2 separate regions of the Mus musculus genome follow, and region 2 is linked to region 1. Evidence: chromatin contacts called from ENCODE Hi-C or POLR2A ChIA-PET data. All regions are on one chromosome and are shown on one strand. Each heading gives the region's core, a stretch centred on a gene start or an enhancer-like site at or near the end of the contact. The rest is flanking DNA. Distances are from core to core; before and after follow the strand shown.

The links. A loop is a pair of places that touch in the nucleus more often than their neighbours do. ChIA-PET counts read pairs that join two places held with the same protein, here RNA polymerase II (POLR2A).
Region 2: a map of T-helper 1 cell shows a loop between it and region 1 (5-fold over the local background). The contact joins the promoter of Ibtk here to the promoter of Ttk in region 1. A Hi-C loop is called at or near these places in 2 of 37 maps with a recorded cell type or tissue (T-helper 1 cell and T-helper 2 cell). POLR2A ChIA-PET finds 5 or more read pairs at or near these places in 1 of 5 experiments (embryonic stem cell).

Annotation. Positions count from the first base shown.
Region 1 is chr9:83,832,747-83,837,484 of GRCm38, reverse strand. Ttk (Ttk protein kinase) reads right to left here and starts at 2,796. Exons shown (of 22, transcript NM_009445.2): 1 at 2,726-2,796; 2 at 1,561-1,714. The coding sequence starts at 1,696.
Region 2 is chr9:85,747,279-85,751,551 of GRCm38, reverse strand. It overlaps Ibtk (inhibitor of Bruton agammaglobulinemia tyrosine kinase), which reads left to right and starts at 2,218. Exons shown (of 29, transcript NM_001081282.2): 1 at 2,218-2,421.

The DNA of each region.
Region 1 (4,738 bases), core at 1,547-4,046:
GGTTTATAATGTACAATCATCTCAGATCTAAGCAAGGCTTACCGGCACTGAGCCATGGGACACTGTGCACAGCGCAAAGTACCCACACTGTGTGCTTGGAACCAAGGCTACTGAGCAGCTGAGCAATGCAGCATGGGCAAGCACAGGCAGAAACACCTTGGGTTTATTGCACATTTGCTTTTGAATTAAACTTCATTAAGCATTCAGGCACTGATGGTCAATTTTACCCTGATTCATGTAGCTAGTGGGGTTTTAATCCAGTTTAAAGAGATGAAACACAGAGCATCTGTTTTTAGCTGGCAAATATCCACCATTTAAATGACATCAACCACTTGAGACCTAAGAAAGACAAAACTAGTGTGTTACACTGTGGGGCTTTTCGCTCATTCGGTATTCAACAACTTCATATCGGGCGCCAACCCAAGCACTGGCTATAACAGACAGGTAGCTGACCTCATGGAAAGGACATTCTAGTCATTTCCACTTCTTGGACAGATCAAGAACAGATACACAAATGCAGGAAGTGAACCGGGGCTGTGCAAACAATACAGGAAAAGAAGATGGGAGACACACCCCCATCTCAGGAGGTAACTTTCTCAAACAAGTTTATCAGGGAAGGCCATGAAGAGACGTTTACAAAGACCAGAGAGGTGAAAATGAACACCTATTTGGGACTCACAGACCTGTAGCCAGAACAGAGGTAAGACAGCTACAAGACTAATAGGCAGATACTTCACTTCAGTGTTCCGTGTTAAGATTAAATATAACTTCAGAGGACTGGAGAGGGGTCTCAGCAGTGTGGGGCACTTTTATGCTCTTGCAGAGGACCCAGGTTCCATTCTCAGCGCCTACATGATGGCTCACAACCATCCATAGCTCCAGTTCCAGGGGAATTCCTGTGCTCTCTTCTGACCTCCAAGGAGAGCAAGCATGAAAGTGGTACATATATAAACACACAGAGATAAAACATTCACACGCAAAATAAAAAGAATACGTGAGTACAAGAAATTAACTTCAGGAAGATTGGTGAGGCTTCCTCAGTTTGTGGCAAAAACAGTCAAAACCAAAAACCCTGTGTGTGTGTGTGTGTGTGTGTGTGTGTGTGTGTGTGTGTGTGTGTACGCGCGCGCTCACAGCAGCAGGCAAAGTAGCCAACAAAGGTAGCAGGCAGTAACAAAAGAGTTGAGAGAACTACCTGTGAGCACACTCAAGAAGGATTCTTTTTTGTTGTTTTGAGCTTTTGAGATAGGGTCTTACTATGTTTTCCACACTGGCTACAAACTTGAGAGCTTTCTGCCTCAGATTCCCAAGTTTGGTGTATCTATCTGCCTGCCTGTTTCCCTCCAGCAAAAAACACTTGTAATGTTTCCAAACAAAAGAAGTTAAAGTATGAAGTACAATTTAACGGATAACCATCACTTACTGAGAAAAACAGAAACAACTTCATTAGGCCACACAAGGTGGTTAACACTGCTCACCTTCAACTCGGAGGCTCTCAACGGTTTTTTTTTTTTTTTTTTTAGGTTTTTGTTTGCTTTTTTAAGCAAAGAAAAAACTCACCCGTGTGATCGGCACAGATTTTAGACAAGCTTAGCTCATCAGTACAGTCTTCATTTATCTTATTTTTAATATCTCTCATTTTGCTCATGATGGAATCAATCGTCACACTGCTGCCAATTAACTCTTCAGCCTCCATTTCTAAATTGTAACTCGTCTTTGGAATAAATAAGATAGAACATTAGTTTTGTAAACATATCTATCTAAATGTAACTGTTATGAGGTAAGTGTTAGTGGCAACTAAATCAAACCAGAGCAACAAAACCCACAAGGACATAGCTTGTAATTTACCAGAACAAAGTTTCAACGAACCAAAAACATCTATTCTTCCCAGTATGAAACAGCATTGAGGTTACACTGTGTGAACCTGGAAGATAATGCTCTCATGACGCTTTTGTGTTTTGAGTAAGGGTGTTAAGTAGCCTAGGATGGCCTTGCTCTCTCTGATTCTGCAGCTTATCTCCTTACATCTCCCAAGCACTAGCTGTACATAGATACACCACCACGTCCAGCTGACGCCTTTGAAAACTTCATTTCACTGAATGTCTTTCTTTCACCTACGGAACGTAAGGAATCCGTTTGGTAATGACAATAAGTTGTCCCTTTGGTCGCCTACCCTGCCAGAGTAAATATTGACATTGCGCGCATTCTGCATCCTTCTACAGATAAGCGACTTTCAGAAGTTTGTCCCAGACAAAGCCCTGATTTGTGCTTTTATCCTTCTAATGCAAGCATCGAGGTACTTGTCACAGTACTGGAGCCCAGGCGCTCCGGTTATCTGCATGAATGTGTTGGTTAATAGCCCACAGTCTGCAGGCTTTCTGTCACTCTGTCTGCCATTCTCCACAACGCAGTAACTAAAGCTCAGAGCCACCGCGGAGTGTTAACAATAAAAATGGGCCCAAAGGAGGGGAGCAAGGGGTTCCCCACCTCCTCCCAGCTCACAGCCACCCACGGGGGCAGGTCTTGAGAGTTACACAATCAGTCCTGACCCGCACGGCGCACCCGCTTCTGGGCCCTGCTCCCCCACCAGCAGCCCAGGACCTACAGGCCGTACCCGCCCGCCTGGCCGGGGGCTCAAGCGCCAGCTCGCTCGCCGCCACCCTCGTCACCCAGCAGCCTCCCGCCGGCCGCAGCCTCTCTGCCATGCCCGCTCTGATGCACCCACCTCTGAAAGCCAAGCTGCAGCCCAAACAGCAGCACCCCAACCCCTCTCCGGAAACACGTTTGAAATTTCCCCGCTGCCTTCCCCGCTACCTCTCATTGGTTACGGCTCGCCACGTGGAAGCGTGGGCCGTGATTGGCTCCTTGCGTCGCACCGCCCCTCCTGCGTTGAGGCCGGACCCACCCACTTCAAGCGGCCCGGGGAGTTACCCGCAGCTGCCGACGCGCTCGCCGTGCTGACCTGCGCCTGTACGGTCAGGGGTCAGGGTCTTTTTCTTTGGTGCTCTCCCGCTGGACCTTGCACTACCCTCCAGGGAGCCCTGGCCTCGCCTTCAACCCAAGACCCGCCCTTCTCTTTGTTAGAATTCTGGTCCCCTCCCTGTCGGGACATCCTGGCTGAGCTCCTTTCTCCGAACCATTCCCCCCCCCCGCCCCCATCCCCGTGATGCTGTCTCAGTTATGAGCTCAGCTGCTCTTAGGAGAAACGCTTCTCTAGGCTTTCTCAATGGTACCCAGCTCCCCTAGCAGACTGTGTGGTCCAGGGGAACGGTTTCATGGGCGAGAAATGGCGCAGATGCTGTGTTTTTGCTCTGGTTTACTCTTGATAGTTTTGCTTTGTGTAAGAAGCTACAGCAGTAGCCAGATCTCTCATCTTCATTCAGTAAGTGATGCCCTCTGTCACAAATTGCTGATACCCAAATCTGTGGATATTCCAAGTCTTTAAATAAAGAGGCATTGTACACACAACCTATGCTCTATTCCTGTATACATTTATTTTCTTTTGGTGGGGGAGGGGAGCTAGTTTGTTTTTGTTTTCGAGGCAGAATCTCACTGTGTGTGTATTCACTGCTGCCACAGAACTGACTCCCTTTGCAGAACAGGCTGGGGTTAAAGGCATGTGATTTAAATCTCCCAGCGTCCTGAATACTTTAAAATTTATCGTCTATGCATCATTTGTAATACCCAGTTGAATACAGAAGTGATACAAATAGATGTTATATAGTGTTACTTAAGAAATATTGACAAGTTGTTCAATAGAGACACAGGAAAAACATATTTTTTTCTCATCTACAGTTGAGTAAATCCATGAATGTAGAACCTATAGACACAGAAGGTTTAATGCAAAGTTAGTCTTTAAAGTATTTTTGGTCAAGCATAAAAGCTGAAAAGCAAACCTTAAAAAGATCAGACTATCTTCATGAAATTTAACTGTAGACTAGAACACAGCTCAGTAATATTTATAGAAATACAAGAAAACTCAACAGGGTTGTCGTTACACTCTTATGTAATTGAAAAAAAAATCACCAGACTTTGAAAACAAGAAAATGTAACTATTAAGGGGGAGGGGGAATAAGGGATCAATTAAAACAGACCAGAAATGACACAGATGACATATTTGGCTAATTAGGACATTAAAATAGTAATGTGTGCTGTATTTTATGCACTCCAAAAACTTAAGAGAGAATTCTATAAACATGTTAAAGAGAAATTCAGAGTGTGTGAGAAAAAGCAAAATAGATGTATGGAAATGAAATGTGCAAGGTATGCAATAGAAAGTACATTATGTGGGGTTAGAAGATAATTTGCTGGGAAAAGAAAAAAAATCACTAGGCTTGAAAGCACAATTTAAAAACTGTATGAAGGGCTGGAGAGATGGTTCAGCAGCTAAGAGCACTTCTTGCTTTTGCAGAAGCCCCACATCAGGTGCTCACCATCGCTGGTGACTCCAGCTCCAACGGGAATCTGGTGCATCTGAGATACCCACACTCAGGTGCATTTACCACAGATGCACACACACAAACACAACTACAAATAATAAAAAGAAGTCTTTATTTTAGAATACATAAAATTAAACACAGGGAGATAAAAGTGAACAAAAGCAGTGGCAGACTGTGAAACAAGGTGGTCTAATATACATACAACTGGAATTCCTAGAAGAAATGAGGGGAAACTGGAAAAAAGTGGGCAGTCTGTTCAACTGTGATCAAAACTAAAAACCAACAACAACAGACTGAAC
Region 2 (4,273 bases), core at 969-3,468, 1.9 Mb before region 1:
AACTCCTCAATAACGAGAAGGCTCAAAAATAAATTAGATAAACATAAGGGAAATAAAAAAGAAGACATAAGCTTCTTTACAACTAATAAGATAAAATCCAAAATATTACTAAAAGTACACTAGGAAGGAACACAGAAACAAGTAGGAAAAGAAAAAGATTGCCCAGAATTGAAACAAAATGCATAAAAGTTTTAGAAAAGGTGTGAAGGGGAAAAAAACCTTAAATATAATAACCACCAATATTGCTAAACCTGCATAAAAGGGGAGAGCAGAAGCAATGGGAGAAGAGGAAACGAAAAGGATGAGGAGGTGAAGCCGGGTCCTTCTGTCTCAGCAGCGATCACGCAGACCATTTACCCTCTGGTGTTATGTGCTTCATTCTCACCTTGGGGTAAAAGCTGCACAGTTTGCTTTCATTCTACAGTAAAAGATTAAATCTTTATTAGCTCGGAATGTTTTAACTTATGTGGCCACCTAACACTACTGCATTTATGATATCAGTTGGTGCCACCAACTAGATTCCTTTTAAGCCCAACAGTGTATAAAAATATAAAACTCAGGCTGTTCGTGTCATAGATAATAAATAACGTTATGTCAGAGTCTCAGTTTGGTCAGCACCGCGGCAACTGTGGCTGATAAGTTTTACTTTGTAAGCAGCTTTCTAATATTCTCTTTCTGATCCTTGTTGAAGCAGGACCAGTTTCGTCCCCCATCTCCAACGGCAAAGACATTCATTCCTTGGCATGATGCTGGTCTTTCTTTTTCTGCTTCACCTAGTTATTTTCTACTTCTTCCCTAGTTTGTCATTTTTTTTGGGGGGGGGGGTCAGATGAAACCTCTTATTTTCTTTCACAGATTCGTTAAAGTTGCAATTAATTTTTGTGTATATGATTATGGCCGTATGGACATTTTGTACCCCCAATGCTTACAAGCGTTTGAGACATGGCAACTTCTAGGTGGTGTTACTGTGTGCTTGGCACTCTGCTAAGTGCTGCGGGCGTCTATCAACACATTTTCACTACAGCAACATGTATTCCATTCCCACTTTGCAGATGAGGAAATTAAGGCTTCAGAAAACCTAAATGACTTACCCAATACAAAGAAGAGACAGATAAAAGATGTGAACTCAGGGCAACACATTTATTTACATCACTAGCTTCCAGATCACTGAGCGTCTTTGTTCATGAGTGTGTACACAGCTTCCTTCCAAGTCACTGTTTATACATTACAGAATGGGTCAGAGTAGGAAGTAAGAAAGCAAATTAAGTCCTTGCACTGGGAGGAGAGCTGGGGAGCTAGGTCTGTTTCCATCTCTCCTTCAGTTTGATCTAGCAACTTACTTTCCTACAAAGTCTACAAAACAGGCAATTGGGCTGAAGCAGTCTAAGAGGGTATTGAGTTTAACTCCGTTTAATAGATGATGGTGTCAGTGGCTCATACAGCAACACAAACAGGGCCGAGGTTCAAACAACTCTGGGCTCCAAGTGCTGTTTTTCTCTGAGTCATGCTACTCCTCCCTGAACACATGTTTACTAAGGCGCCTCTGTATCAGACTTCAGCAGGAGTATGTTTTCCGTTCTGGACTGATTATTGGCACACAATTTGCAACCTTTAAAATGGCTTGTAGATTTAAGAGTTCAGGGAGGAAAACCTATTGTAAGCCTGGCGTCAGGCAGACAGATGTGACCCAAGTCAGCAGCTGGTCGCACAGTGGCGATCTGAAAAATCTATGGCGCCTTCTGACAAAAAGAGAGTGACACTCAGACAATCCGGGCACAACAGGCGGGGCACAGAGCAGCAGGGCCCAGTCTTGGGGAGAGGACACCTCTGGTTTTCCAGTTATCCCACTACGAGTGATCCGGGAAGCAACTTTTCTAAGATGCCCACGTTTCTACGGAGTGGTGCTTGGGCATCCAGCCAGTTCCTTGTTTCCTCCATCCCAGCCTTAACCTCCTTTCCGAGTGTCGACCTGCGGGGAGACAGATCTCCTAGGGTGACATCTGGCACCAAGAGGGGCAGTACTGGTTCTGAGTGTAGGGCGGCAGCCAGTGTCGACCGCACCAAGGCCGGCAGGGGTCATGCTCCTTTGGGATACTAGGGAAAGGCCACAGCTGAGGTACTGCCACGCTAGGCCTTGTGGGCAGGCCCCGACCAATCACTGTGGGGCATACACGAACTCCGGCCAATCAGCGCCCGTCTTATTCCCGAGTCCCGCCCGCTCTAGCTCAGGTTTCCCCGAACCCGGTCCCGGCGCCGACAGTCGCGGCTGTCGCTTTCCGTGCAGCCGTCCCCGGAGCTGACTCGGGCGTCCCGGCTCCTGGCTCCCTTCGTTGTCCCCGGTAGCTTTCACTAAGGATGAGTCCCTGCGCGGCCGCGCGCCTGCCCCGCGGAGACCGCCGGCGCACCTTCATCTAGCGACTGGTGAGGGCGACGGCGAAGGCGTCCTGCCAGCCCGGCAGGGGAGCGGGGCCCGGGGAGGGAACTCGCGGAGGGGGCGGCTGCCGAGCTTCGCGCCGCGTGGCACGGGCGGGTGGCCTGGCAGCGCAGCCCCGCCGCCCCTGCCAGCTAATGAATGGCCTTGTCCCGCCAAGTGCTACGTCGCCAAGCTGCCCGACACGCCCTCCAGCGACGATGCTTTTCTGGTTCCGAGGGTTGACTGGTGTCACCTCCCTTGGATCCCTTCCTAGAGGCTCCCATGTCCCCTAAACCCTTGGTGGAGTTTACAAAGTTTGAGTTCCCGCGGGCCTTGCTGAGTTTGCAGAAGCAGGTCTTGCTCTGAGCATTCGCTGCTGGGTGGAAGTGGACTGGGGTCTGTTCTGCAGAGACAGGATAGAGGGGCCTTTTGTTCGTAGCTATCAGGTTGCAAAGGCATTTTGGATCCGAGGGGAAATGGCCAACCCTGATTTAAGCCGTCTTTAACTCTGTTATCTAACACAGTCATAAAACATGAGTCGTGTTAGTCAGAGGGGATATTTTTCAAGGAGGAGAAGTTGAGTAGCACCTGTTTCCTTTATCTCGAAGTAGGTAACATTTGAAGTAGTTCCCCCCCCCCCCCCATAGTTAGTGTGGTTACCTCCATATGCAAATTACCAAACGTTTTGTGTGTGTGTGTGTGTGTGTGTGTGTGTGTGTGTGTTTTTCGTCATCAGTTCCTCACTTCTCAGTGGAGTTACTTTCATTTGTTTTTATTGATTTGGAGACCTGCTTCACCGTACCTGAGGACAGAACTATTTTCTAAAACGTGTTTTCTAAAAAAGTTTTTGCAAAACTTGAGTCACATCGCAGCTTTACAGTTTTTCAATTGGATATGTTAATCTTCGGTTTTTTTTTTTCTTTTTAGTAAATCTTGTTTGAAGGGCTTTCTGTGTGCCAATTTTTTTTTTCTGTGTGCCAATTTTTGTGTGATGATTTCATTACATTTTAAACGTTCAAGATGCTTGTGGATTATAAAATTCTAGACTGAATGAGTATGCCCAAACTTCTTTCTTTCTTTCTTCCTTTTTTTTTAAAAAATATTTATTTATTTATTTATTTATTTTACGCATATGAGTACACTGTAGCTGTACAGTTGGGAATTGAATTTTTAGGACCTCTGCTTGCTCTAGTCGGCTCTGCTCGCTCTGTTCAACTTCGCTCACTCAGTCCCTGACTGCTCCAGCCCAAAGATTTTATTTATTATTATACATAAGTACACTGCACCTGACTTCAGATGCACGAGAAGAGGGTGTCAGATCTCATTAAGGGTGGTTGTGAGCCACCATGTGGTTGCTGGGATTTGAATTCAGAAGAGCAGTCAGTGCTCTTACCAGCTGAGCCATCTCTCCAGCCCTTAATCTCACTTTTTACAAATGAAAATATTGAAGCTTTGAGAAAATTCAGAGGTTTGCTCAGGGTCCTTAGGGAAGCTACGTACTTGGGTCATGGTACTGAGCAGTAGCTGAGAGCTCACACCTGATCCGAAAGAGAGACAAACAGAGACTGAGACTGACCAGGCCTGGTTTGAGCATTTGAAACTTCAAAGCTCACCTCCAGTGACACACCTCATCTATCAAGGTCACAGCAACACACAGCCATACCTCCCAGTCTTTCCCAAACAGTTGAACTAACTGGGGGCCAAGCATTCAAGCATAGGAACCTTTGGAGTCCATTGTCATTCATACCACTGTAAACACGCATGCCCATCTGGAACTTTTTTTAAAAAATAATGTGATTTTAAAAAAGATTTATTTATTTAATGTATGTGAGTACACTATCTGTCTTCAGACACAAGAAG